2 separate regions of the Mus musculus genome follow, and region 2 is linked to region 1. A link is a loop called in an ENCODE intact Hi-C map of the cell type or tissue named here. Cell type or tissue: heart. All regions are shown on one strand. Each heading gives the region's core, and the rest is flanking DNA. Links, peaks and the distances in the headings are about the cores only.

Evidence for each region. A loop is a pair of places that touch in the nucleus more often than their neighbours do. Peaks named below come from ENCODE experiments on the same cell type or tissue, not always from the same donor. Only the 100,000 strongest peaks of a DNase experiment are listed, where the experiment ranks them.
Region 2: a loop joins it to region 1, with 4 times the contacts of the local background. A loop is called at or near these places in 2 of 42 quality-filtered maps.

The regions. Positions count from the first base shown.
Region 1 is chrX:145,498,722-145,513,993 of GRCm38, forward strand. It overlaps a transcript of Amot not described here. Among named protein-coding and RNA genes, the nearest start is that of Amot, 19 kb to the left of the region's middle. In heart, for the core only: a CTCF peak has its summit at 7,253; DNase peaks (open chromatin) are centred at 6,510 and 7,320; H3K4me3 peaks cover 3,473 bases; H3K27ac peaks cover 2,128 bases.
Region 2 is chrX:144,310,699-144,325,970 of GRCm38, forward strand. Alg13 (asparagine-linked glycosylation 13) reads left to right here and starts at 7,268. Exons shown (of 4, transcript NM_026247.3): 1 at 7,268-7,423; 2 at 9,201-9,363; 3 at 11,314-11,452; 4 at 13,318-14,499. The coding sequence starts at 7,343. The coding sequence ends at 13,432. It overlaps Gm33235 (a long non-coding RNA gene), which reads right to left and starts at 7,283. Exons shown (of 2, transcript XR_878274.2): 1 at 6,891-7,283; 2 at 3,748-6,169. It also overlaps the pseudogene Gm2214. In heart, for the core only: no CTCF peak of the experiment used is centred there; a DNase peak (open chromatin) is centred at 7,303; H3K4me3 peaks cover 2,303 bases; H3K27ac peaks cover 1,553 bases.

The DNA of each region.
Region 1 (15,272 bases), core at 4,191-12,190:
TCCAGGATAACTTCATAAAAGATGTCAAGTCTGGCCCATATTTGTATCGCCTTAAAATAATTCTCAATACACAGAAACAGAAAGCTGATTTCTCTCCAATGCTGTTAACACTCAGGCCACTGCATTTTCTGATGTCAGCAATCCCCTTCCCGCAAATATTCCAAGTATGCACCGCCGTCCTTCTCCTTTCAATTATGTGGTTTCTCTGCTCTTTTCCTGATTGAGACCAGGCCTCTTGGATAATGAGAAGCATGTGTTGGGGGGGGGGGGGGAAGGTCCTAAAAAAATACATACATCAGTTTCATCTGCATCATACATAGGGGGGATCCAATCACTTGTTCCTATCAAAGGTATGAAAATGTGAAGTTTACTAAGGGATATTATAAGATCAGCATCAATGTGGAAAGGTGATCAGTTATTGTAATCTAAAGCAACACCAATAAATATAAGGGAGATATACCCCCCCAAGTCCACTCTTTCTCGCTTGGCCACATTTATATTTAATGTTATCTTAATGTTGCCTTTAGGGGTATTTAAATTCTGACATACACATGGAAATGAGCCACGAATTGTACAGCAAGCATAAATATTCCATCATTAATAAAAACCAGCTGTGCACAAAACAGCACAAGAGCTGGGTTTCAGTCACTGGCTATCAGTAGTATTTGTCACAGGCAAATATTCCTCAAAACTTTTCTCCCTGAAAACACAGATGCAGCCACATTTGCTTTACTCTAACATTTGAAGGGACTTTCAAGAACTCATTGGTCACTTGGGTGCATTCCAACTAATGTCGCTTCCTCACTCTGACAGTCACTACAGTCCATTAAATTTTTACTTCAACCTATGACAGAATATGAAAATATTTATTTTTTGGAAAAGGTTGAGAGGGTCAATAACAGAAATATAGGGTCAATCTTAATTATAGTCAGTAAGGCAATAGGGCACCAAAGGGCACTGTATGTTATAAGAGAGCAAAAGCTCATTAAACATGAACACCTGCTCAGGACCCTATAATAAGCTTGTTCTGCCATCATACAAACACCTTTCATCCAATGACCTCAAAGCATGTGCCCAATATGAAGCATGCCTAAACACCTCTGTGAAGTATTAATATCCTCGCTTCCCAGAAGGGTAACTGAAGCTTAGAGCAGCTAATTCAGCTACCCTTGGTCACATGGCAAGTCAGTGAGGGGCTGGGTAGAGAATCCCAGATCCTGGCTTCAAGTCACACAGACTAATGCCATTTCAGGCAGCCAGAGAAAGAGTGAAAGTGACTCCACAAATCTACAGAGAGAGAGAGACACACACACAGAGAGAGAGAGAGAGAGAGATCCAAATATACCCACCTGAATTTTACCCCCAGGAACACAAAGTATGAAGCATATTCCTGTATTTCACTTGGAGATTTATACATGCTACAGATTTAAGATTTTAGTATTTACATTTTAGCTGGAGAAATTTCATTGAATTTGTGGAGAAATAATATTAGTTTACCAGATAGCAAAAATTAGACATAACACAGAGATTATATTTTATTTACTGAAGGAAAGTTAGAGGTCCATGAAACTTAAGATTCACTATGTACAAAAGTTCTCAGATAAAAGAACCCTTTGTGTGCAGACCACGTGACTTCACCTATATACTGTGTATTCCGTTGCCTACAAAATCGTCTCCTCACGGTTTTTTTCCTCAGTCTGGCAAACATTATTTTTGAGGCTATCAATCAAGCATATCTAGGCCTTCCTGATCCCCCTTCTTCATTCTGGATCCTACACAGTCCACCCAAATGTATACTATCTTAATGAAATATCAATGGTGCAGCAATTTAAAAATAATTTCCAATCAATTAGATAAGTAAACACTGGGTTCTGGTTTGGTTTTTCTTTGTGGGGAAGAGTGGCAGAGGAGGGAGGCCACAAGAATAGGCTTGCTACATACATAAACCACCTCTAAATCAGGCAATGATTAGAGCTCAATGAAACCTATCTGTACCCCCAGGCCCACCAGGAACAATACTTATGAGACTCTTGACATGTCCTCATTGGTTCATACTCCTTTACTCTATAGCAGTTTACAACGCTTTGTCCTCAACGAACTCTTGTTGAAAAGCAACATTACCTACTCTTATGACCCAAAGTATGGAAGATTTCCATTCGTAGAGGGACCAGGATTCTTGAAGTTTCGTGGAGACTCTTGGGCTTATTATTTGATACTGCTAAAATATAAAACACATTTCTGTCGATGTGTTATTACAGACTCATCCCCCAATCCACCCCTGCATACAGGATGAGTACAGGATTGTGTTTGTCATAACTGTTTGCTTCACTCTGATAGCAATCCTTCAAGGGCACACCAGATAAATGAGGCCTCAGAAGGCAAGCATAAACTTTTGAAAATTGACTATCAATATCACTCTGCCCAGTCTCCACAGTTTACAGTGAGGAAATGTACCCAAAGGCCAGGCTCCTCCCACCAGTGGGTTCACCCAGAAATGGTATCAGTGGCCATTATTTGCTAAACTAAAAAATAATCTAGGTCCTGGTATTAGTCAAAAAATAAGTGGAAATAAAAAACTTTACCAAAATGAGGTGGATAAAATCTACAAAGTTCGAGTTGTCTCTAGACAATAATGCTAAATCCTTTCTACAAGCATGTGTGGGCTAAATCTAACGTGGCCAGCATTAGTACAAGCCGGAATGATATATACAATTAACTCCATCCCCTATAACAAAAGGCTTCAAAAGCCCAATAACAGCCTCATTTAGTTCAAGAAAGAATCAACACAGCAAATGCTAATGTAGTCTTTTATGCAATAAATATGTTCCCGAGAAAGTCCAGATATAGTGAGGTTTTTTTTTTTTTTAAAACCTATCAAGCAATGGTTTAAAGACACTAAGAAAGCTAGTTCTGTTCAAGAAGTTTTGCTTTTATAAGGCAAATGACCTTCTATGTTCTTTTCTTTCTTTTTTCTTTTTTGTTCAGATTGTGTGTGTTGTACGTGGAAGGGGCAGCTTCCTTAAAAAGGGTCAGAAGCCCACCATGGAGGCGAGTGCTTTGCTATCCCAGCCTGTTTAATACCCCCTTAGTTCCTGCAGCTAAATTCTAACCTTTGACTTGGGGGTGGAAACCTAGATTTTGGACCAAAGTCCACAAAAGGCGAGAAGGAACGAAAAGTAAGTAATGCTAAAGACAACACATCATAGTAAAACACTGACAAAAATTCCTGAGGACAGGAAATCAATAGATCACGATTCTAAACAAATTGGTTTAGTCCCCAGCTAATTAACTTGTCACGCAGATCTCTAAACCCACTGAATCCATGGGAGAAAGAGGTGATGTAATAGGAGATTTGGAAACATTTACCATCCTAAAAGGCTAGGCCCCGACCACACACACCTCTCTCCACCCCTTTCAGTGGGTTTAAGCTGGGCTTAATGGGTGCAAAGGACAATTTCTACCAGACAGTCCTGAAGAATAGATTCTTCTCATGCATTCCAAAGGTTCAGTCTCCATGGAGGAGGCTACCTGGCCACAAGCATTTCCCAAGGGGGAATATATCTTCTACTCCTCCAACTGGTAACACTGCCTCTGTCGGAGAAACAAAACAAAACTGCTAACCATCCTGAGAACTTAGTGGGGGTATGTGTGATTTTCTGGGATAAAGGAAAAGACACCTTAAGAGGGGAGGCGGGAGGGTGTGAGAAACTCCTCTTGTCTCCAAATGGAAAATAAGCCTAAAAAACTGGATCAAAAGAAGAAGGGAGTTGGGGGGAAGGGCTGCTTAATTACAAAGACACCCTTTTAAAGAAGGCACAGGCCCTGGGAGAGAGCTCTTAGGAGAGGCCCAGAAGCAGATGTACCCACTTAGAATGCTGGCACTCAATGGGACCTCAAAGTCAAAGTATCCATCCCTCTATCTTCCTACTATTCCATTCTCAACGGCATCCGAAGGTCCGCTTCATTCTATAGCAAAAGTAGAGGAAAATTGACCTCCGAAAATGCCTTAGTTATGCATTAGTCTATTAAACCTTAATTCACAAATTAAAAATTACATTTGACTCTCCAAATCTCAATGACAAATATGAATCTCTAAATTTTTGTTGTTGTTGTTGTTGCTGGTCAAGTAAAGGGACTCAGGATATCCATGTAAAACTTACTGTACATTCAGGTGGAGTTACAGGATTACTTTATACCTAGGCTGTGAATTAGAAAGAAAATTAAGTTTCAATTTTACAGAGACACAAACTTTTTCAAAGTATGACGGGACTTAAAATGAAGTATGATGTAGCACCAGAAAGGGCCCATAAACGACACCAGGCAAACCCGTACAGAATAGCTGGGACCTGAGTTATCTTCTGTAAATAGATGAGGCTCCTCCACAACCACCTGGCTATTAAAATGTCCCAGGCCCGTTTGAAAATGTAGTTTGGTCAGGCCAGCTTTTTCCTCCCAGCTGATCTGAAACCTGATAGCCTTTAAAATTGTCACTATGTAACATTGTAGCATTCCTGCTCTACCTTCCTGACCACCCCCAACCCGCTTCCTGCATCTTCCGCAAACCCCTGTTAAAACCAACCAAAGATTTTATGTAAATATGTCAATTATTTGTTCCCTAAAGAATAAGCAATGGCTTTCAGGCACATCTCAGGAACAAGTCTTTCAACCCAATTAGTCTAAAGCCTGTGGCACTTGCACAAATGAAGAGAGGTAGGAGACAGGTAGGAATTTACCCTGTGTCCAAAATAGCATTTTGGACCTTCCTTAGCTATTGAAGGAAGGTACTGAAAGTCTGAGGTAGTTTTCCAAAGCTGGCCTGAGAAAGAGAGAGTTTCACAAGGCCAAACTCAAGAAGAGTTACATATATCCTTAGCCCTTCATCACTAAAGATTATGGTTGATTATCTTTCTAAATGAGAGGGAAAAAAGTTATAGTGTAATTTATAAATTGTTTCCCCACGTCTGGAGGCAAGGGGCTGTCTGGAGGCTTTTCCAAATCTTTCCCTTTCATCTTTCATTAATTTGTATTCAGCCCCCTGCTGCAAATTATTCGCATATTATGATTTATTAGCAGCAATCATCAGGGACTGCCCGTGGTCTACAAAATCTGTCATTCTCACTCCTCCTTCTCCTTCTTCTCATCATCTATCTATGAAGATGGTCTTGCTGTTGATGAACAAGAAGTTCTGTGGCCGGGGCTCAGACCTTAAATCAACCACCTTCCTGATGTTGCACAACTACTTATTAAAATCTTCTGACCTTATGAAGCAAATAACGGCAATCTCCGCCTCGGGAGTCTCACCACCACCACCACACATGCATGCATACATAAAGCGAGCAGTTGTGTGGTTCATTACTTCCACATTTTAAAACTTGAAGAATTCATGGCCTTGGGGTCAGGAAGGGTGAGCACCAAACCCAAGCCTAAGCACTTAGGAGAAAGCAATCTAGCTATCTGAGATAAGGGCAATTCCTCAAGCTGAACTCAAGGTAGATCTCCGAGTCCCTAACTTAGTGGAGGGACTGAAGGTAGACCACGGAGTCTCCAACTTAATTGCGGGACTAAAGGTAGACCTCGGGGTCCCTAACTTAGGAGGGACTGAAGGTAGACCTCGGACTCCCTAACTCAGTTGCAGGACTGAAGGTAGACCTCAAATTCCCTAACTCAGTTGCGGGACTGAAGGTAGACCTCGGCGTCCCTAAATAAGTGGGGAGACTAAAGGTAGACCTCGGACTCCCTAACTTAGTTCCTTAAGCGATCAAATCAGTAGGAACCTACAAGAACCTAGGGAGGAAGTAAAGCAGCACCAAGCAATGGAACCCCTTCCAGCATCTCCTCCTTAAAGTAGGACAGGAACACATACTTTTAAACTGCGTTAAATAAACTTCTCGCACATCTCAGAAAACTCAAGGCCACCGGCAAAAAGAGAAGAACATACAGGCAACCCCACAGGCTACAACAACCTACTCACAAATACGGGCATGATCAAGTTTACAACACCACAGATTACTGCCCCAGTTCCCCGCAAAAGTAAGGACGCTTCTCCTACCTCTGAAAGCAATCAGGACAAGGTGAGGACTCTCTCTGCAAGCTCAAGCGGTTTGGGTCCCGGGCCGGAGGCCAGGGATGGGTAGGGAGGAAGCCCCAGGTCCCGGCTACTCCCAACCTCGCTGCTCCCTCGGGTCTCTCCTTGGTGGCAGTGGACGAGCAGGATACCGGGCCAGAGGGTGGAGCAGCGGATGGTGAGAGGCGAGATAGGCTGGAGGTGGTGGTAGTGGGGGAAGGCGATGAGAACTAAGGGAAGGGACGAAAGAGAAGGGAGACGGAGGGGTAATTCAGGGGTCTACCAGCGAACGCAGCCAGAAAGCTCCTCGGAAGGAAGGGGCGTGACTGCGATGAAGGCAGCTCCTAAGAGAAGGGTGAGAGGTAGAAGCAGGGGAGGCACGGTGGCTTTTCTTCTGGCCGGGAGCAGCTAGGACCGCCCACAAGGAGGGGGGTGGATGATGGAATGGGCAGGGCCGAGGGCGGAGCCAGCAGGGCGGGAGGCCGGAGGGAGGCTGGCAGGACCCTGGCGAAGGGGAGGAGGCGGCACCCCAGGAGGCCAGGCGGCCTTCAGGCGGGGAACTTTCAAACAATTGATCTGCTATGTAGGCTAGGTTCGGGAGTCTGGGAGAGAGAGATCTGGGATAACGCGCAGGCTCTTCCGTCCTCCCACGCCGCGAACTCTACTTGGTGATGGTAGTTCCGATAGTGTGTACAGGAATTAAAGTGGGGGAAAGGAAGGCATGGGGTTCGATTTTTGGTTTGGTTTGATTGGTTGGTTGGTTGGGTTGGTTTTGTTGATGTTGTTGTTTTCTTTTCTTTTCTTTTCTTTTCTTTTCTTTTCTTTTCTTTTCCAAAGACTTCAGTAGTCTATGGCGGCAGAACAGCAGAGACGCGTGGGAGAGTCAGCGCAGCTCCCATCCCCATGGCGGGAGGAAAAATCATAGAAACGCATTAAAAACAAAAACAAACAAAACAAACAAAAGCACGGAACCAAAGCGTTACAAAATTCAGATACAGCTCTCTTTCGTCTCCCTCCCTTGTTTCCTTTGACCAGCTGGCAGCCTACACAAGGCAAACCCCACAAGATCCCCCTTTTTCTTCTGTCACCCTGCCCCACCAGCCTCAACCTTCATAAACCTTCTGCCCCAGCCTCTTGCCCCAAATTTCTAGAAGGGTCTATGTCCCCCTCCTGGAGGCCGGTCACTAGGGCGCCAAGGGATGGGCAGGACTCAGGGAAAGCTCCACCTCTTGGCCAGGCTGGGTGTGCTTGCCTTAGCAGAGCTGGCCCGAGTAAGACCCACCCACCATTCTTTTACATCTACTTACTGGCCAGTCAGGCCTGCTGTTGGCCTATGATTGGTCTTTTCAGTTGCCAATCCTATCCTTTGATCCCACCCTCCCTTAAAATTATTAAAACTAAACAAGAGAGTATTGTCTAGCTTTCCGTTCTCCCCAGCTTCTGCTGGGGATAGACAAGACGCTTGACTTCTCAGTCTCGTGAAAGGGTGCAACAGTGTTTTAGCCAACTGAAAGATAACTTTATATTTAAAGCACTGTCCAACTGTCTGGAAATAGGTAACTTTTCCCTCTTAGTTCATTAAACCAGGAAAGAAAGGGAAAGTACATGAAGTGTCATTGTGGTGCTCACATTTCGTGCCAGTGAAAGATTCTGCTCCAGTAAATGGAGAGTTGAGTACTACAGCATCCCAGGACACGGGGTGGGGGTTGGAATCTACAATTTAACGTCTAGGTAAATGAAAACACAAACAGTAAAGGGGAGCAAAATAACGAGGAAGTTGGAACCAAAGAATTTGCTGTGGGCTCTAGCACACATTACCTGGTTGTGTGATGTTTAAAGGACTTTAATTTCTCAGCCTTAACTTTCTTATCATGTAAGTAGATGCTGTAAGGCATGTACAGTGTTCTAATTGGCACAAATATGAAAGTAAAATGAAATGTATGCACAGACTCTCTAAATCACTCCCCACTTGTGTGACCCACAGAGTGGAGCCTCTAGCATGTGATTGTATGTGAGAGTCCGATATCCTGCTCATCTGTTTTAAGAATTTCTAGCCATGATTATAGAGGTTCTGTGGTTTTGCTGTGAAAAGGCACCTCTTTTCCTATAGTTTTTGTGAGAGAATATGAAGTTGGCTCCCTGGAGTTAGAATAATAAATTACCCCCTCTTCTAACCAGAGTGGGTGAGATTTCTTTGTCAAACAGTTTGGCAGTTTCACCACCACCTAGTGCTATTGTGGTGGTGATGCTGAAAGAAGAAAACACGGTGTGTATCATCAAAGTGAAAATGTCTCGAATTGGAAACAAATATAAGTATAAAAGCTCCCATTAATTTAGAGTTGTTGGAATGAACCCATGCTAATGAGAGAGGGACATCCAATCCTAGCCTACCCAATGGGAGCCTTAAGAGGCACCATTGATCAAGTCAACCCAAGGAAGGCATGGTCAGAAGAAACACTGTCTCATGATAAATAGGGTCTTCAAATATTCCTCTGGCTGTAAGAGAGGTAGTGGGTGGGTGACTTGCTGCAGAGTGTACAGTATGTTCTACTAGCTGCTGAATCAGAGGCTAGGATCGTGACAAAATGGATTCTGAGTCTGATTCACTCTATGTGTGAGGAGAGGTTAGTCAGGTGATTTTTTTTCCATGGGGAAAAAACATTTTTTTGTGTGTAGAAACATCTACCTCGTGAGGTTGTTTTGTATTTACAAGGATTCCTCCTGGTCATCACCGAGAAAAGAAACTTGTTTCCACAACACTGCTGTTTAAATGGAAAAGAAAACCGAACAATAAAGAATAAGTCCAGTGGTGAGTTCTTCACTTGGTCTCCTGTACATGAGGTCAGCACTCCCATTATACCTTGAATTTGTCTATTGAATGAGTTGTCCTTCCATATCAGGAAAACTACTTTTACCTCCTCTGTTCATAGCTTATCAAAAATACTTTCACTCAGTTCACTATTAAGAGGGCCCTGGCCAGTCTTGTGTCGCCACCGAAAAATAAACTGCAGTAGCAAAAGCCTGAGGGACTCCGTGAAATATGCTTGCTCATAATCTTCGAGGTTGCCTTCAAAATCACTTTCAAAATGCCTTCCCGTAAGCTACTGGAGTCAGTAACTGTGGCTCTTGGATAAGACTCTCTAACCAGTTGAAAATTTGATGGTGAATCAGGCGATGAGTGAGTCACCTTTGTCTTAGCCTGTGGCAAACAACAGGTTTTTAGGTAATTCTGTTTTCCCCGGGGGGTCTTCCAAGTGTCTTAAGGTCTTAGGTGTTCCTCCTCTCCCGCCATGCATGACTTCCTCTGTGTTTTTACCCTGAAAACCTTTCAGCTTGTTTAAATTGAGTTTGAATTTATAAAGTCCCCACATTGCCTGCTCTACTTAAAAGGGAGGGAGAGGGCAACATCAACAAACATAGACCGAACTGCTATTATGGACAGGACTAAAAAAACAAAACAGTATGAGACTTGGCTCCTGCCTTCCAGCATATACACATAAAAAGACAACTAACAAGTGTATGCTAAGTGCTAAATGAGTGGTATTGACAGTAAAAGCCGTGGACGTTAAGAGCAGGGAGTGAAAACTAAATTTCAGAGAGTGAGTTTATATAGCAAACTATGCCACACACATCTCACTAATCCCTGCAGCATCCCTATGTCTTCAAGACTTGCCTATAAAATATGGAAAGCCCTCTGGGGGAATCCCAGGAGAATTAGCCACTAGCTGTAAAGCACCTGTGTAAAGACACTTGATTACCAAAGTACTACACATTAAAAACACTCTATTGGGAGGGGGCATATTTTCATCTGAAAACGAAAAATTCATTGTGCCATACTATGGACCCTGTTTGACCTTCTTCATAAAATGAAATTCCTACTTTGGTGTACAAAGTTTGTGCTGTAAAAATAGTCCATTAAAAAAGAAATATCTGGGGCTGGAGAGATGGCTCAGAGGTTAAGAGCACTGACTGCTCTTCCAGAGGTCCTGAGTTCAATTCCTAGGAACCACGTAGTGGCTTACAACCATCCATAATGGGATCGGATGCCCTCTTCTGGTGTGTCTGAAGACAGCAACAGTGTACTCATATACATAAAAGAAATAAATCTTAATTCTTTTTCAAAAAGAAGTATCTGCCTTGAAAATATTATGTGAGATGAAATGAACCAGCCACAAAAGAACAAATGTATGGTTCTACTGATATGATGGGCCTACAGGATATAAGTTCATAAGGCAAACAAATAAGAGAGTAGTGCAAGTGTGCTCACAAAGATGGTGTGTCAGAGGAAGAGTTAACATTTAGAAGAAGGTAGAAATTGGGAAACAGGTATTGGTGATTCTTGCAGAATTTGTAACTTTAAGTGTCCTTAAAGACGGTATGATGATGAACACAACCAAGAATAGAAAAATAGGTGTCATGTAAAAGGGGCAGCTCGAAAGTTACCATAGGTCATACAAGCCCATGCCATCAGGACTTCTATCTTCTCAAGAGAAATAAAAGTTATACACACCTCATGGAAGTTTTCATTTCTACAATGTTGTCAACTAATAAAACTCTTAATAAAAAGTCCGTCTTTCACTGTGAGTTTTCCCTGACATAGTGGTCAAGCAGAAAGGAGAGTGTGGTGGATAGTCTATCCCTCAACCCCATAAAACCACAATGCTTTGCGCCAAGGGACGGTCTCCAGCCACCAAGTGTGCAAAATGACCACATCTTCCTCTAGCTACCCTGTGAAAAGCCAGATCATCTAAATGCAAGAACAAGAGAAGAAGTACACAATACTCTAAAGCAAACTTCGTTCGTATTTATGGCACTACAGAAAGTTCTGCCCCTTTCTCCTCAGGGGGAAAAAACCCTAAAGACATATTAGAAAATTGCAAAAACTCTGCCTTCACTAGGGCAGCTCCCTAAAGCTCAGGTTCCAGTTGGTTTCTGAGCACCCCATCCCTGATCATACAGACTCCAGCAGACCAGAAAAAAGCAAGACGCAGGACAGGAACCAAAGAGGGCACACACACAAGGCAGGGGATTACAAACCCTTATTTTTTTGGACCTTTCCCCCCCTTCCCAGACACATAAACACACACACACACACACACACACACACACACTCCAGACAAAGGAAGTTTGAAGCCTGACCCATGTGTGGAAAACAGCAATGTGGGAATTCAGGAAACAACACCAGAACTCTGCTCCAAGGCCAAGACCTGCTCAGCATTTGAGAGCCAAGTTACTCCTGGGGTACTTGTGAGCCTCAGGATTTTGGAAGTAAATCAAATGTAGGAAAATAAAACTGCCTGCAAGTCTATTCCCCAAATACCTCCTAGGGGCCTGTTTGACTAACCTGGGTTCGCCTCTTTATGATTTATGCAGGGCTTCACTTCAGTTTAACTAAATACCATATCTCCTTCAGCAGTCTGAGTTTCTGCAAAAAGTCCAGGCTGACCAGACCTTAAAGTAGGGTTGGCTTGTAAATTCCTAGGTTATTAGACCAAGAGGGATGTGTGGTATATGAAAAGCACACACTAAAGCCTGGACTATAAGAGGTGGTAGCCGGCGGGGGTGGGGGGTGGTGGTGGGAGTGGGGGTGGGGGTATTATTGGAGTCAGTGATTTCAAAAAAAAAAAATCTCTGCAAGTACGTCAGAGGGAAGTCAAGCAGCACAGCATTCTGGTTTTGTAGTTACCAGAGTGTGAGACTAGTTATCCCAGTTGGAGGCGAGTAATGCTAAGGCTGGAGGCAAAATTCTCTTCCCCGGGCTTGCTGCTTTACTTTTAGAACTTTCGGAAAGGCCAGTGGATGCCACATCAGTGTGATTTAAAACAGGCCTACCTTGCAGGCCTCAATCAGCCTTTTATTTTCGGTCTGCCACTGTCCTGTGAAATTCACACAGGAAGGCCATTGTTAAGGTATAAATGCCTAACCTAGGAAGGGTTAAATAGTAAGCCATAATTGTGAGCTCTGCTAGAAAAGGCATAGAGATTTGTCTCTAGTCACCCAAGCCTGGATTCCAACCCAGAGCCACAATTTAATGAGGAGGTAAATTACTTAATCATCATGGACTCCAACTTCCTCACCTTTAAAACCAGGGCAAATTCTTTGCCCTCAGGGATTGTTGTGAGGATTAAGTGGAAAGAAGGTCCTGGCCTGAAGCCTGAAACGAAGCCATAAAGCATTCCAGGAGGCACGATGATGGGCTTGGTCTGGTGCTTTCAGGAACTAGATGTTAGGCTCACCTCATTCACTCTTATCGGCAGAGTAGGTGGATGTTTCAAGTATCCCAAAGATGTTTTTTCCATTGTTTTTGTTATGCCCTTCTCTATCTCTGTAACTTTGGGAAAGGCTTGGGTTCTCAATTTCTTCAGCTCTAAAATATGGGTACCAGGCCGAGGAAATGGCTCAGTTACAGCACATACTGAACACGGGTTAGGACCTGAGTTAGTACTCTTCCCCTGAAACCCATAGAAATCTAAATATGGAGCACGCATCTGTAAGCCTGGCACTCTTAGAATGGGATAAAAAATAAAAATTTGGCTTTCACATACCACACCCGCAAGTACGTGTGTGTGGGTGTGGGTGTGGGTGCGTGGGTGTGTGTGAGTTAGGTGTGATGATACACACCTTTAATCCTAGAAGGAGTCAGGGCATGCTTCATCTATATGATTTCAAGACTAACCTTGTCTAAAAACAAAATTCCAGGCCATCCTTGTCTCAAGCAAACAAATAAAACAAAACAAAATACAATAAAATATGGATACCAATATACCTATGTGAGAGAATGGTGGCAAGGATAAAATGACAGGTATATGCAAATATTAGTTCGCACAGCTGTTTGTGTAATGTGTACAACAAGCTATCTGACGACCAACATGTCTATCTATCTGTACTGGCTGGTTTTGTGTCAACTTGACACAGCTGGAGTTATCACAGAGAAAGGAGCTTCAGTTGGGGAAATGCCTCCACGAGATCCAGCTGTAAGGCATTTTCTCAATTAGTGACCAAGGGAGGAAAGGCCCCTTGTGAGTGGTGCCATCCCTGGGCTAGTAGTCTTGGGTTCTATTAGAGAGCAGGCTGAGCAAGCCAGGGGAAGCAAGCTAGTAAGAAACATCCCTCCATAGCCTCTGCATCACCTCTTGCTTCCTGACCTGATTGAGTTCTAGTCTTGATGTCCTTTGGTAATGAACAACAACATGGAAGTGTAAGCTGAATAAACCCTTTCCTCCCCAACTTACTTCTTGGTCATGATGTTTGTGCAGGAATAGAAACCATAACTAAGACACTATCTATATATCTATCTATCTTTATTTATTTCTCTCTTTGTCTTTCTCTCTTTACATGAAACGGGTTCAGGGTGTGTACCACAAGCTAGACTAGAATATTCTATGAAGCTCACACTGACCTCAAACTAAGGACTGCCTCTTAGTTCTGCGAAACAAGGTATTGATCACCAAGGCAGCCATGAAGTTTACTGTCCCTACTGAGTAGTCTCAAATCTAAAGCAATGAATGGTTTTACCAAAATGTTGAAATTCTTAAGCAGATGGCATCTATAAGTTATAAGGTTTCCAATTATGCTAAGAAATTTAAGGTCATGTGGGCACAGTTGTACAAATTGTCTAAGTGTTGGCACACATCTCTGCAAGCTTTATGATTTGCCAGGACCTGAGTGAAAAGATGCAGTCTTGAGAGAAACGGGCATCTTGGCATAGTAGAACATTCATGCTGTGAATAAACTGGGAATGGGTGGTCCAGTGAGGGGTGAAAGGGACAACTTAATAAGATGGAATAACAGAGAGATTTTCAACCACATGGAACTAGATTAGGATTCACATAGCCAATTAGTTGTGTGAAACTCAACAGATCAATGTACTCTTTTAAGTCTCAGATTGCTAACTTCCTGCTTAATGTTGCATCTTAAAGGACTATTGGGATGGAAGGTAGGTATTTGAGGACTTGTAAGGATTCATGGTTTCCTGGGATAGAATCTGTATTAGTAATAAAAGTACCATTATATATAATTTAATTTTACTTATTTATTCTATGTTTATGGCTGTTTGCATATAAGTCTGTTGGCTATGCATGTCTAGTACCCATATAGGCCAGAAGAGGGTGTTGGATTCCCTCATCAGTTTTGAGCTATGTGGATGATGGGAATTGATCCTGGTTCCTCTAGAAGAGAAGCCAATGTTCTTAACTATTGAGTCATCTCTCCAGCCTAAGTACTGCTATATTTTAATAAGGTAATAATTTCTTCGGTAAAACTCAAGCAAATCTGGGTCATTTCTGTATCATGGACAGTAAATGGCTAAAACAAAGTATTTGAGATTCTTGTTATTTATTCCATTCCATTCTGACTGATTGTTTGTTCCTATTATGGTTTGCTCCATAGCAACTACCTGCATGGTGAAAATGAGTGGAGGGCAGTAATAACCAGACCATTTCACCTCATTTGGATGAACTCTCCTCTCACTATTTCTAGGGTCAGAGAGCATGAATGTGGACTCTTGGCATTCCAAACAACTCCTCTTGTCATGTTCTCAGTCAGATGACTTTAACCAACCCAGCATTTCTCACAAGCATGATATCCCGTCTCTCTAGAGTTTTTAAATTGTATATATTATTTTTAATGTGTGTTTATCTTTGGTATGGCTGTGTGTGCTGAGTGTGGAAGCCTGAGAACAATGTGGTAGTGGAGTGTGTTCTTTCTTTCCATCTTAACATGATCTCAGGTGATGAAAGGCAGGTTGCTAGGCAAATTTATCCGATCAGACCTCTCCCCAGGTACAACTCTCTACTTCTATAGTCTCTTTTGCAGAAGACTGGGTCAGCTTGGGAGATGGGGATGCAGTTCTTAGTTCCCCGTGGTTCATTGTTTTCTAGTTTGATTGTTTAAAATGGCAAGTTTTACCTTCCTACAGAACAATAGAACCATGACTTATGCTTCTCATGTTATGTGCTTCATTTCACCAAGGGTCGTGTTTCCTGAGCTATCGTGTTTCCAGCATTTCAGTGACTATGTCTCTCCTCCTATAGGAGTAGTGCAGGTTTTAGGCGAAGGTGTCCAGAGAGCTAGAGCTGAGTTACCAGCACAGGTCCTACCTTGCTTTCCCCTTTCCACTTTCCTTTGAGTTCCTATCTCTGTCAGATGACTTATCACATTGCTTTGGGACAACGTTTTCACGATTTCACATAGTCAGCTCAACTACAGG
Region 2 (15,272 bases), core at 3,323-11,322, 1.2 Mb before region 1:
ACTGGAGTTCTGGATGGTCTTAAGCCACTATATGGGCGCCGAGACCCAAACCGGGTTCCTTTGCAAGAGCAGCCTGTGATCTTAAAGGCTAAGCCAGGAACATCTTTTTTGTTTTTCCTTTTCCTTTCTGTTATTCTTTCTTAAAGAAAGGGTCCAGTTAGCTGCTTTGGAACTCTATGTAGATCAGGTTGGCCTCAAACTTCACCCGACTCTGCTTCCCCCGTGCTGAGGTTGAAGGGAACACTACCATGCCTACCCCCTGGTGCATCCCTGCACAATAAAAACTAATACAAATTCCTCACTCTAAACCTAGCATCAGGTTCAGAGAAGATTAACTGCTGTGTGCTTTCTAGAGAATTATTTATGTCTAAGGTCCATTGTTTTGAAAAGCAGAGAAAAGATATCTCATAAATGTGCACTGGGAAGAGGAACACTCAAAAATGCAGTAACTCCACATTTTTCTTGGAATGCTGATGCAAACTTTACATTTAAGAAAAGGGCCGGGCGTGGTGGCGCACGCCTTTTAATCCCAGCACCTGGGAGGCAGAGGCAGGCGGATTTCTGAGTTCGAGGCCAGCCTGGTCTACAAAGTGAGTTCCAGGACAGCCAGGGCTACACAGAGAAACCCTGTCTTGAAAAAAAAAGAAAACAAATGTAGTCTCCCCTCCCCCAGCCTGAAACCTGCTTGCTCAGGGGTGGAGCTTCCTGCTCATTCGTTCTGCCACGCCCACTGCTGGAACCTGCGGAGCCACACACGTGCACCTTTCTACTGGACCAGAGATTATTCGGCGGGAATCGGGTCCCCTCCCCCTTCCTTCATAACTAGTGTCGCAACAATAAAATTTGAGCCTTGATCAGAGTAACTGTCTTGGCTACATTCCTTTCTCTCGCCACCTAGCCCCTCTTCTCTTCCAGGTTTCCAAAATGCCTTTCCAGGCTAGAACCCAGGTTGTAGTCTGCTGGCCGGACACAACAAACAAAAGAAAAGGAAAGGAAGAGTTAGAGCAGAGTCAGGAGGTACGCATAATAAACCAGTTCTGCACCAGGCCAGGTCTGAAAGCTACCTCTTAAGAGCTGGAGACAGAAACGTTAGGAGTTCAAGACTGTTCCCAGCTACATAGCAAACCCTAGAGTGTTTAAGACACTCCCACACCACCAAAATTTTTTTTTTTTTTAAATTCAGGACCCACAGCCAGGCGGTGGTGGCACATGCCTTTAATCCCAGCACTTGGGAGGCAGAGGCAGGGGGATTTCTGAGTTCGAGGCCAGCCTGGTCTACAGAGTGAGTTCCAGGACAGCCAGGGCTATACAGAGAAACCCTGTCTTGAAAAAAACAAAAAACAAACAAACAAACAAAAAAATCAGGGCCCACAAGATGGCTCAAGTACTGTAGGTTCTTGGCACCCAGTCTGACAGCCTGAGTTTGATCCTAGGAAAGCACATAGTGGAAGGAGAGTTCCAACTTACAAATTGTCTTCTGACGTCCCCACATGGGCTATGACACACGCACACACTCTCATCCCTTCCCACACACAAACACATAAATGTATAAATGTAACAGAAAAAATAGGCAGTCTTGGCTAAGGTATGGTTATACCTAACAGTGTCTCAGCTCAGGTGGTATAGCAAGGTAAATAAAATTTTGATCATTATGATGACTCAAGGGGTTTGACTGGATTTCTACCAGATCATCTGTTTCCAGGGCTAGTGTCTCCATCATAGATAACTGTTCTCATTGTAGAGGTGGTCTGTCCTGAAGGAAGGCCTTGCTAGACATGGAACTCAAAGTGCTGGCAGGTTTAGGATACTAACTTAACTCTGTACCTTCAGTATAGAATTTTTTCATTGTAACACACACACACACACACACACACACACACACACACACACACACAACATGTACTCCTCCCCTATGTGATGGACATATAATCCAAAGATTTACTATCACTTACCCTGTTGGAAATTTGCTTATGCACTTGTTTTGAGGACATCCTTTCATTGCCTTGGGACTTTCCCTCTAATCTAAATGGGGCAGTAGCCTAATATCTCTGTGGCTGTGTTAAACACTGGTCAAAAACAACTTGGGGCAGGAAAACTTTATTTAGCTTACACTTCCAGATCACAGGGATGGTTTCGGGAGGCCAAGGCAGGAGACTGGAGGCAGGAACTAAAACAGAAACCAAGGAAGAACACTATTTACTGGCCTGCTACCCATAGCTTGCTCAGCTTGCTCTGTGTACAACTCAGGACCACCAGCCCAGGGATGGTACCACCCACAGTGGCCTAGGCCTTCCACATTAATCATTAACCAAGGATGTCGCCACAGACTTGCCTGCAGGCCAATCTTATGTGGAATCATGGTCTCAATTAAGGTTTCTTCTTTGCAGATAACCCTTGCCTGTGTCAAACTGACAAAAAAACTAAACACACAGAGTTCTTGTGTGCTTCGGATATATACAGAAACTTCAAAGAACTTGGGAGTTTTAAGGCAGGTAAAGGTCACAAGCTCATGGTGGATGGCTCTGTACTTTACAAATTTATTACAAGTATTAAATCAAAGCTCCAAATTGTGTTTCCAAGTTGCTGACCTTCAAATTCAAGTGTGTAGGATGACTTTAAATATTAACATATTAATGATTATATTAACACATTAATGATTATATTAATATATTAATGATTATATTAATATAATAGTGAAAGAACACTATAAAGTAGGCACACTGTTTAAAATTATGCTATGACTACAAATAAATCTAGAGCAGTATTTTCATTTGTCAAATTACCCTAACCTTTTTTTCATTAAATAACTCATGAAAAAGTACTTATCACAGGCATTACCACATAATAAACACTCAACAGTGATTAATACGATTAATAAATATAAGTCATTGTAATTGTGTGCAAAACAACTTTTTTGACCTGAGAGAGAGAGAGAGAGAGAGAGAGAGAGGGAGAGAGAGAGAGAGAGAGAGAGAGAGAGAGAGAGAGAGCGCGTGAGCCGGCCATGAACACGTGTGGAGGGGTGAGGGGAATGGGGTCAGAAGGAACAGATGGGGAAGAAAACAAAAGAGAGGAGGGGGCAAGCAGCCCCCTTTATACTGAGTCAGGCACACCTGGTAACTGTGCGGCGAAGCCTAGAAGGAATACTAATAATATTGCCTAAGACAGGTGAGTCATTTCTTCCATGTTCCTCCTCCACAGGCAAAAAAAGCCTCATTTTCTGGGCCTGAGTTGCGATGGAGTCCACAAGGATCTGGAGAACTGTTTGGGTGGTGGACTATGGACTAAGCTATGTCATTTTAATTAATATAGGATATCTAGATGATAATTTATTCTCCCCAGACATCTGATTACCTTGACAGGCAAGCTAATTGCAGCTTGACAGCTAGAAGACAGACGACTAGCTCCTTACCCCAAGGAGCTGTCACCATATTAGCTCATTAGTCAATTCATTGGCTAGTTAAGCCTACCAGATCTCTTATCAAAAAGGCAGACATGTTTGCCTTGCTGGCAGCCTTTAGGATAAAAGATACACAAGTTTCACATGTAATCTTTGGCAGATGTAACCTTCTGCTACTCCCTTATGTTAAGAACTCAGTTTGTAGTGACTGCTCCTTCTTCCATCTAAAGTAGGTTCCTCTCCACAGCATCTGTCATTCTCTTGTGATTGGCAGTGCTATCTTGTAGTACTTTATCATAATTTGGAACTCACGCATCTAGTATGAAGGACATACACAGAGTAAATGCTTAATGAGTATTTCTGAATGGATTGATTTTTATTAAGTGACATAGTCATGTCTCCAACATTTGTAAATGATAAGTTTTTCTTTTTGAGACAGGGTCACTTGGAGACCAGTCTGGCCACTGTTAAGTCTCAAACCAGGGGACAAAGGCTGAGGTGCCTATTTTAACATATCAAAGTGGACCTGGCCAAACAGGTTCTCCCAGCATCCCTCTGTCCCTATCTTTTACAGGGCCCTCCAGGCTGGCATGCTCCACCCCCTTCCCTAAGCTTCTCCAGCCCAGGGGTTGGGCTGCCCTCCCTCTACCTTCCCATCCCTATATAATCCAGTCATATTTTGTCACCACTCTTTCTTGGGCCTCCAGGCTGCTGTACCTGGTTCTCTCCACTTCTCACCTGGCTCAGGGTCCTGACCACTGTGGACAGTCCCAAATGTCCTTCTCTCTGGCTATGCTCTCCCTGTCTCTGTCTCCTAGTTGGGGAGATTTGTAACCATTCTGGTAGGAATGAAGATACTCGAAGTGCTTGTGCCCCTTCCTTTGACTATTACACAGTTACAACATTGGTCCCCAAGGAACTGGAATTTCCTCCAGGCAATCTCCTGCTCCGAGAGGAGAGCTGAAACCTGATGCCAGCCAGAGCTGAGACTTGACTATCAGGAAACAAAATCTCACCTAGTTCTCCCAACTTGTCAGACCACCTTGCAGGACAGACTGAAGTCTAGATAAGCCGGATTACATCCTAACCAGAACTGCTGAGTCATCCATTCCGCTTCCCCTCTATTTAAACCTAAGCCTCAGGTCCGGATCCAGAAAGATGCACTTTGGAAGGGGAAGGGTCACAGGACCTGTTTGCTTCTTTAATCTGCTTTCTCTGGCTCCCTCTCTTCCACTTGCTTGTATTCCCCTCCCCCAAACTCCAGTCACCAGAACCACACAGATAGGCTTCCAGAGCTGTTTACTCATTCAGGATCAGCACTGGCAGTCGTCAGACCTTAAACATCTATGGGAAGAAAGCTCCAGAGGACATTTTCTGCACTCACTACCAACAGTCACACTTTGCTATCCCTCTGAGCCTCAAGTGCTGGGATACTTTTCCCTTGGGTCTGAAGTTTGGCCGACACTTTGTCAACAACACACACCCACTCATAATTTCATCCACACAGGGTTTCCCCTTTTCCACTGAGTGGCAGGGTGGGGTACTCCAATGGATGCTGAGGGGGTCCGCTTATGTGCTACATTCCGGTTCTCTCAAGGACAAAGCCAGCTAGTACAAACACCCAGAGAGACTGAGGCTCCTCTTCTCCCTCGTTCGTCTGAAGTGACCAGGGACAGGGAAATTGGGGACGTTCAGTGGCAAGACAGAACAGAGGGCTTTGGGATCATGACCCCTGGGACAAAAGCAAGGTTAGTCACCGTCCAAGGTAGAGCTTGCTAAGGGAAAAAGACTAAGGCTGGTGCGGATCAGCCTCCTCCCCCGGGAACACGGACAGACAGTTTGGGATTCTGGGAGAGGAAAGGAGGCCATCGGGCATCAGTCTTGCTGGCTTTGGGTTTTGCTGCTGGATAGAGCAGACTCCACTCCCTGTATCCCTGTATCCTCGGGAGGAAACTAAAATTGCATGTAGATGGGGGTGGGGGCTGGGCAGGCACTTACGGGCTTGGCAAATGTGAAACGCTTGACATGTTTCGCAGCTTCAGCTAGGTTTGAAGGTTTTCAGGCTGGAGCTGGAGCCCCTCCCCTCCTGACTCCTTCACATGGCTCACTTGGCTGCAGAGGTCACTCCATGCCCTGGCAGGCTTAGTAAATGGACACCACCTTCTCCTCTTGGGTGAGCAGGCATGAAGACCTCACTGTTGTTGGTTGGGAGAGCAGGGACTGCTGCTTCTCTTGTCCTTGTAGATGGCTCTCAAGAAAGTGGAGCTGGTCACCACTGCGGTGTGCAGTCATATTGTTCCACCACCAGATAGATACCTCAGCTGCTTTTGGTCCAAGTCTACTTAGCTCTATAGTCGACTTATTGAATATTGGTGGGTGGCTTAGCTTAGTTGGTCTGGTTACCTGGCTGAGGCTCTCATCCAATCTTGGGTAACTTGATTACAGCTGTGTGCTACTGTGCGGAGCTGATAAAGAACAATTTAAAACACGTGCGTTACCTTTAAGTATTTGATTCTCTATGGGGGTGGTGCATGCGCTATGTTGAGCATGTCTCAGGCTGGAAAACAACTTATAGGAGTTGGTTTCCTACCCCCATCACATGGGTCCTGGGGATGAAGTCAGGTCGTGAGGCTTAGATACCGGTGCTTTCATCTAAGCTGCCATTTCCCTGGCTCAGAGAGCAGGATCTTTGTTGCATGCTAGCATAGATGGAAGTAGATTGGATAAAACAAAGTAATATAATTTAGGAATTTCAGAAATCTTGAGGTCCTGTTAAAAGAAAAATATCAACATTATGACACTTCAGCTCATCTAAGCACTAGCTCTTCCTAACAGCACCAAAACAATGTCTGACAAAATGAGACGAGATTTATCTACCATAATACTTGGTCCATGAAGAGTATTAAGTAAAAAAAATCATTTCCCCCAGCCTCTGATCACCCAAGTAGTGTTACAGCTTGTTATTGTTTATTACAGTCCATTAAAACACCAATCCAAAGAAAATTAAAAAAATAACAAAAGAAAAAAAAGATTAAAAAACAAAAAACAAAAAACCAATCCCAAGAACCCATAGTTGTGACGCTGCCAGGCCAGTTTACCAGATCAAGGTCATCCTGAGCTATATAGGGAATTCTAAGTCAGCCTGGGCTACCGGATACACTGTCTTTAAAAAACTATCCAAAATAAATGCATCAAATAAAACCTCACTTCCTTACTTTCACAGCAGAGCTAAAACAAAACAGTCCAATATCATTTACTGTAGCTGAATGTTTATCTTTTTTTTCTAAGTCTTCATTACCTGCCTATCATCTATCTATCTATCTATCTATCTATCTATCTATCTATCTATCTATCTATTGCTGACTTGGAGCTCCCAGCAATCAGTCCTCTTGACTCGTGAACTACTATGCCAGGGCTAAAAGTGCACCTCAAAGATCTAGTAAGGTTTGCCTGACAAGAGCTATTCTTATTGCAAAAGGCTCATACGAACCAAGAGTAGTGGACGTTTATGTTGTCACAGGAACATCTCAGACTTATCAGGGCAAGATTTGCGGTACTTAAACACTGTTTAGTAGGTGTTCAGGGTGTCTCCTTTTTCTCAGTCGACAGAAATTGCACTTGGCAAGTTTCCATACTTTTTGATAGCTAACACCTGCGCTACCTGCAAAGGGTATAAAGCATTGCCGGCCATGCTGGGACTCGGACAACCCGCAGGCTCTATGCCTGAAGCGCTTCACCCACTACTGCTTGGTAGTGCTGGGGAAGGAGGGAGCGCCCTAGCGAGTCGAATTTTCCGCCTCTCCCGGACGCATTCCCAAAGGCAGCGTGCCGCACGCCATGGACTTCCGCCTCCTCCCCCCACCTCCCGTTTCCCCTCTGGCATTGGTGCGAGCCGCCTGACGTCACATCCGCTCCCGCAATTCCGAATCTGGAACCCGCGCGATGAAGAGAGCGTTTGTGACTGTCGGGACCACCAGTTTCGACGAGCTCGTCGCACGGGTGGTCGCTAACGACTGCGTTCAGGTGAGTCGGGGCTGGGCGGCCGGCGGGCGGCGGGCGGCGGGCGGCGGGCAGCTCGGGCTGCTTGGTGCTGGCCGCTTTAAGCTCTGCTCGCCTTCCCGAGGCGCCGGGGGAGCTGAAAGGAAGCTTGGCGGCTGTGGCTCCTGCTCTGCTGTGCCCTAGCCCACGGCTCCGCCAGTCCCCCACCCCGCCGTTTCTTCTCCCTCCCGCTTCAGCCCCTTCATGCGACCTCACTGGCCCTCCCACGGCGTTCCCCCACGACTGTCATGTGTCCCTTGGCACTCTCTCCCTGCGACTCCCGTCTCCCCACGGCCTCTCTCCAGCACCGCCCCTGCTGGGTCTCCTCTCAGCCCTTGCGCCTCCCGGAGCCTCCTCCCCGGGCCTCGACTACTTCCACGTCTGGCTTCCGTGGCTCGGTCCCTCCCCGAAGCTCTGTCGGGCCCCTTGGCGCCCCTGTCTGTGACTTCCCACCCTCTCAGGCCAGTCAGGGGTTTTGCTGGCGGCCCTTTCGTCCGCGACTCCCCCACTTAAGCCCCTCCACCAGGGAACAGGTTGCTCTGAGGCGCTGGCGCTGACCCCATCCCCTTAAGCCGTTAATGTTTCCCCCTCCTTCCCACCGACCGTAAGGCCTTGGCCCACGACCCCCCATTTCCTCTAGGATGGCAAACGGTTTTCCCTCACTGTGCCTCTGTCCGCGAGGCGCCCCCCTCTCAGGCGGGACGCGGTTCTGCCCTGCAGGGTCTGTGTGTGGGCGACCCCCCCCCCAGCCCCCTCGTGGTGGTATTGGTTTTCCCTGCAGCACCTCGGTCCACGCCCTCCATCCTCGGGCTGGTAATGGTTGGTTGCCCTTTAGTGCTTCAGGCCCACGTCTCCAGGCCGGTAAAAGGGTTGCCTAGCGCCACCTTGGCTCGAGACCCCCTCCTCGCGCGCCACAGGTGGCCCCGTGACACCTTGGCTCGAGACCCCCTCCTCGCGCGCCACAGGTGGCCCCGTGACACCTTGGCTCGAGACCCCCCTCCTCGCGCGCCACAGGTGGCCCCGTGACACGAGACCCCCCTCCTCGCGCGCCACAGGTGGCCCCGTGACACCTTGGCTCGAGACCCCCTCCTCGCGCGCCACAGGTGGCCCCGTGACACTTTGGCTCGAGACCCCCTCCTCGCGCGCCACAGGTGGCCCCGTGACACTTTGGCTCGAGACCCCCTCCTCGCGCGCCACAGGTGGCCCCGTGACACCTTGGCTCGAGACCCCCTCCTCGCGCGCCACAGGTGGCCCCGTGACACTTTGGCTCGAGACCCCCTCCCTCTCCCCACCTGGTAGCAGGTCATCCTGTTGCACTTTGGCTCCAGACCACTCCCAGCCAGTAATTGATTGCCCTGATGTGCTGTTTATTCGAGTCCTTGAACAGGTAAAGAGGGTCTTTCCCTCTGGGTGGCTCAGGCGGTGACCCCCTACTGCTTTGTTGTGACTCAGCTCTTCTGGTGGGACCTAAACAAGCTCCTCCCTTGGTTCCCACCTCGTTCTCCTCCACTCCTCCTCCTCCTTCAAGGTACACTTGTTCTGTGCTCCACTTGTTTTGTGCTGGTGGGTGGTAAGTGAGGTTCCTTGGCGGTGCCCTGACTTGGGGGAAAAAGGGTTAATTTTGAAAACTGGTAGGCCGCAGATGGCTTTCACATGTCTGGCTGCTGCTTTTGAGCTGCAACTTGGGGCTTGCTTGACTGGCGTTCTCGAAAGAATTTAAAAGCGCCTTTAAAAGCGCCGTTTTCTTATTTTCCTGTTTTAGATCCTCGAGAGTCTGGGTTACAACCATCTTGTCCTCCAAGTTGGTAGAGGCACTGTGGTGCCCAAACCATTCCGTACTGAGTCATTCACTCTGGATGTTTACAGGTATAAGGATTCTTTGAAAGAAGACCTTCAGCAAGCTGATCTTGTCATTAGCCACGCAGGTAAAGTATCTGAGAATCTTGGGGGTCTGTGTTTTAAAAGAAGTAGACACTTTTTCAGATTGAATTAAAGAGGGCTTGATATGTAATTCAGTGGTAAGGTACGTGCCTAGCATGTTGGCTTATACCTGTAAGTACAGCAAGTGAGAGGGGAAGGCCAGCCTGGGCTGAGACCCTGTCTCAAACATCTGTAAACTAATTACACAGAATAAACTCATCACAGCCCCCATTTTACTAGAATTGTTTGCCTTACTTGAATATAGAGAACTTTAGTGACGAGCAAGATATTTCTTGGTAAGAGAAGGCTATGAAGTTATTTTAGCCCAGTTTTATAGTAAACATGGGGGAAAGATAATGTATGCAATAATCATATCATTGTAAATCTGAAATAAGTATTTGGGCTTAGATCAGAAGGACATTAAGCCTTTTCAGTGGTAGGGTTGTAGTTGTTGAAATTGCCATTTAAAGATTGTCTTTATGGACTGGAGAGATGGCTCAGTGGTTAAGAGCACCTACTGCTCATCCAGAGGTCCTGAGTTCAATTCCCAGCAACCACATGGTGGCTCACAACCATCTGTGATGGGATCTGATGACCTCTTCTGGTGTGTTTGAAGACAGTGATGGTGTACTCACATATATAAAATAAATCTTAAAAAAAGACATTGTCTTTTTAATATTTCTGTTGAATGTACATAAAATAAACACAGTAGCATTTTCTTTATTTTTATGTAGCCTGTGGTAATAAAATTAAAATTTTATACTTAAAAATTATACATCCAGAGACATAAGCATCAACTTAGAAAATATCTTATGTTTTTTTTTCAAGAGCACAAATCTACTTTTATTTATTTACTCTCCATTAGTTTAAATTCGGGATGGATACAGCATCACACGGATTCTGTGTCCAGTGGCCTTTGCAGGAAGGTTGCTTCGGAATTCAGCATGAGCCATGCCACTGTTTCCGTGGGCCCGAGTGACTTTTCCCCAGATCACTCTGGTTGTGTTTGGTTTGCCTCCAGGAGTCACTGTATTGTGTTTTGCTTTATACACATAAGCACATCTCTTGCCTAAGTAGAACTCTGTTTCATCTCGGGCATAAACACCTTCAATTTTAAGAAGAGCCGTGAGCTCTCTTTGGTTCCGGGGACCTCACTTGTAGCCAGCAAAAATGGCCTTGCACCACAGCCTTCCAGACATACTTGCTGTTAGAAGTCCTGTTCCCAGCAGGCCTCCACAGGCACCAAGATGGCGGAAAGCTATTTTATGTTTTAAATATATATTTTATGCTTATAGTTTTAGTAATTTATAGCTTTCAGAGAATCAACCTGATGGAATCCCTGAGATTCCTAGTACTTTAGAAAAATTATTTTGTGGGGATAAGTGTAGTTTTGATTGTTATGGGTGTTTGTGGGGTACATGCTCCTTTTTTTCAAAGACTAATTTGAGGAGAGAAAACTCCTTAGAAATAGACATTACTCCTGGGTGGTGGTGGTGCACACCTCTCTACACACCTCTAATTCCAGCACTTGGGAGCCAGAGGCAGAGGCAGGTGGGTCTTTGAGTCCATTCTGGTCTACAAAGATTTCTAGGACAGCAAGACCATGTCTCAAGCAAGCAAACAAACAAAAAACCCAAAGGAATAGACATTAGTAAAATGTATAGCATCATAGTATGTTTATGTGTGTATGCCATTAGCTCTGCTTTGAATTCTTTTTGTATATTGTTTAAGTCTCCTAAATCCATGATCCTCCTGCTTCAGTCTCCCATGTGCTAGGGATTTGGGGCACGTGCCATTAAACCTGACCTACACTTGTCATTTGGTTCATACAGTCTCGTGGATTAAATTATTCGAGTTAGAATGAAAACTGTAACAATGACTAAATTATTCAAGTTTAGAATAAAAACTATAATGATATAGTATATCAGTAAACTCAGTAGCTTTTATTTTTGCAGGTGCAGGAAGCTGTTTGGAGAGTCTGGAGAAAGGCAAACCACTTGTGGTAGTTGTAAATGAAAAGTTAATGAACAATCATCAATTTGAATTGGCAAAGCAGTTGCACAAAGAAGGCCATCTCTTTTATTGTACCTGCAGGTATACTAGAGACAGATCTATTGTCCTCTTGCCTTAAATCCTCCTCCTGCTCTTATTAGCCACCTGCCTAAACCATTTGATTTTTTTTTTTTACCTTTTTCATACTCATCAATTATACTTTGATTTTTCTCATCCAAAACTTTTCATTTGTTGCTTTTGACTGTGTTCTTTGCCCTGTCTTTACAGCTAACTCTTTGTGAATTTGAGTGTGTGAATGTACATATACATAAGGGTGTGCAGGTTTCCAAGAATCTTAGTTTTGTAGTTCACTAGTACTACTCGGGTTTTCACTGGTTAAAGAAGGTGCCTACTTTTATTAGTTAAGGGATAGTTAAGTTATTTTGACAGTTTCATATATGTATATAATGAATTTTAGTTGTCAGTTGATGTTAGACTTTTAGTAACTTCACTGGAAGCCCTAAATTAATTCATTCACATACTCTCTTCTACCTAACATAAAGTGGGTACTGTTTTAAGTGCTCAGGGCACAGTGGCAAGCATTGCGTTTGTATTATGGTGGTAGAATTTCACATGGTAAACTTCCGCTACAGATAAAAAAACAGGGTGATATCTTGGCTGGGGTAAGGAAGAATTAGGTAGACCTCAGGAGAGGCTATGGCCCTGATGTTTGCAGTGAGTCCTAAGTTAGAAGAACCAGTTATAGGAAGATGAGTTTAAAAAGCCTTAACATAGAAATGAACTTGGGGTTTCGAATGCTTGAGGAACAGGGGAGGTTCATATGGTAGGAGCATTGTTCCGAAGACGAAGTGTGAAACTGGGAGGGCATAGCTCATGTAAGTTCTAACACTATTTTGTTTAATGAGAAGCCACTGAAGCTCTTTAAGCAAAGGGATTTGGTAAGGAATATTGCTTTATGAAGTGGATTAGAATTTGATAGGAACTCATCAGCATCCGCAATAGAAGCTTGAAGAAAAATGCTTTTTCTGTTCTTCTTTGGGACACTAGAAGCTTGCCAAAGGGCCAGGTCAGTAATTCCAAGTTGCTTGATTTAAAAACTTTTCTAATGTGGCATTTTAAAAAAGTAAATGACCTTATAGAGAGATTACTTTTATGGTTATATCTGTATCAATATAAAAGTTAGGACACGATAAATTTCAGAATCTTCTAGAAAAGTTACTCAAATGAAAGTATCATGAAGCATTTATTATATTTTTGGTGTAGTTAAATCATTTCTTTTCCACAGTTTTCAGTAAAAAAAAGTTTTCTCATGGGGTGGAGAGATGGCTCAGTGGTTAAGAGTAATGGCTACTCTTCTAAAGGACCCTGGTTCAATCTCCAGCACCTACACGGCAGCTTACAACTGTTATTCCAGTTCTATGAGATCTGACTCCCACCCTCTCACAGACATACATGCAGGTAGACCACCAATATACAGTAAATACATTTAAATGTAAAAAGTTTTCTTACAGTCTGCATGAATGATTTATTATAGTCATCCTTGCTTACTTTCTTCTGGTTTTATTTATTGTTCTTGTAAATTTTGCTTTATATTTGTGTGGTCCTGGAGAGTATTACAAAACAATATAAATACATTTTCCTTTAAATGACATTTCTGAAACACTTCATTTGACCCAGATAAGAAGGTCTATTCAAGCTCGGCAGGTGGATTTCTGAGTTCGAGGCCAGCCTGGTCTACAAAGTGAGTTCCAGGACAGCCAGGGCTACACAGAGAAACCGTGTCTCGAAAAACAAAACAAAAAGAATGTCTATTCAATTCTTTTGACATTTTATAGTATTCTTTGTATTGGCAGCACAACCGTTCATTCATCAAATGGGTAACAGGCAGCAGATAAGTTCCAGAATTTTCTCTCATGTTACCTGATATTTTTCTTCTTTTGTTTTAGCACGCTTCCTGGGCTGTTACAGTCAATGGATTTATCAACACTGAAATGTTATCCTCCTGGCCAGCCAGAAAAATTTTCTGCATTTTTGGATAAAGTTGTTGGATTACAAAAATAAACTCTCAACACTTTAAAATACCCCTAAGTCCAGTTCATGGGATATGATAAAATCAAAATAAATTCATGACATGTTTTTGTAGAACAGTATAAACCCATATATTTAAACAATATTATAAGGATTTTGTGGCATAAACATTACAGTTGTGTCTAGATCCTAATTTTAGTAAATGTTTGAGGTTTCCCTAACTTTGAATATGTAGTGAGCCCTAACTTTGAAAACTATAGCCTTCACAGTTTTGTACTAAAATTTCAAAAAAGCAAAAACTGGGCAGTGGTGGTGAATGCCTTTAATTCTAACCTTTGGGAGCCAGAAGCAGGTGTATCTTGAGTTCAGGGCCATCCTTTTCTACCCAGAGAAACTCTGTCTTTAAAATCCAAAACAAAACTCCAAAACAAGAAATTGTAAAAAAATGTTAAGACTCAAGTATTAGATGTTTTTGAATAATAAATGCTAACAATGTAACATTTTGGTGAGAAAAATCAGCATTTTTAGGATCATAATCTCAAGAGACAGCATTTTTGTATTAAGCAGAAAAAAATGGGTTTACTTTGTAGAAGCTAATTTGAAAAAGATCAAAGTAATTGATAGAGTAACCATGCTTATCCTGAAGAATAAAATAGATATGTTCATCTTTTGAACTTGTGATCCTTCAAGTCCTGGGATTACAGGCACATGCCACCATTCCTGGTAATATTTGTTCCTGTAAAATAGACAAGGGCTGGGGAAATTGTTTAGTGAGTAAAGTACTTGTATAAGTGTGAGAGCCTGAGTTTGCATCTTCAGCATAAACTTTAGGCATGGCAGTGTGTATTTAAATCCTTGTGCCTATGATGATATTGGAAGATGTAGATAGAATTCCCTGGAAGACATTGGACTAAGCAGCCTAGTATTCACAACAGTGAATGGTAAAAATACCTGTTACCAAGCAAGGTAAAAAGTAAGGATATAGCTCACTATAGGATCCATGGCTATATTCACATGAGTACATGGAGATATATAGGTAGAATGTGATAATCTTAACAATGTCTTAAATGATAGCGAATAAATCTAAAAATATAATAGTGTGACTTGGCTGTTACTTTTTTATATTTTTAATTTTTTGTATGTGTGGACATGTGATATGGAAGTCAGAAGACAACTGGGACCATTTCTCTCCTTCAGCCATGTTCCTGGGATCAAATGTGGGTCTCTAGGCTTGGTACCAGGATGTTTGCTGTTGATCCATTTCACTGCCCCCTTTTTTCTGGATAGAGGTAGTAGGGCTTGAACCTAGGACCTTGCACATGCTAAGTATGCACTCTACCACTGAGCTATATCCTCTGTTCACTTAGTTTTCAGAGTTGCCATCTGGGCCCCCCTATCCTAGGTCTCTGGGACTTTGTAGAGGTAATTCCCACCCCCAGCAGCTGCATATTTCCATTCATTCTGGCCCTCTGGGCCTCTACTGTTTCCTCCCATACCTGCTCCTACCACCCTTTACCCCCTCCCCTCTCCAAGCTGGGGCTTTCCCTTCTGCTACTTCCCATGATTATTTTGTTCTACCTTCTAAGTGGGATTTAAGCATCTTCACTTGGACCTTTTTAACTTCTTTGGGTCTGTGTTGTGGGGTGTATTGTGGGCATTCTGTACTTTTTGGTTAATATCCACTTAACAGTATATACCATGCATGTCCTTTTGGGTCTGGGTTACCTCAGGATGATATTTTCTAGTTCCATCCATTTGCCTGCAAAGTTCATGATGTCCTTGTTTCTAATAGCTGAATAGTATTCCATTGTGTAAATGAACCATCGTCCCTTGAGGGATATTTGGGTTGCCTCCAGTTTCTAGCTATTATGAA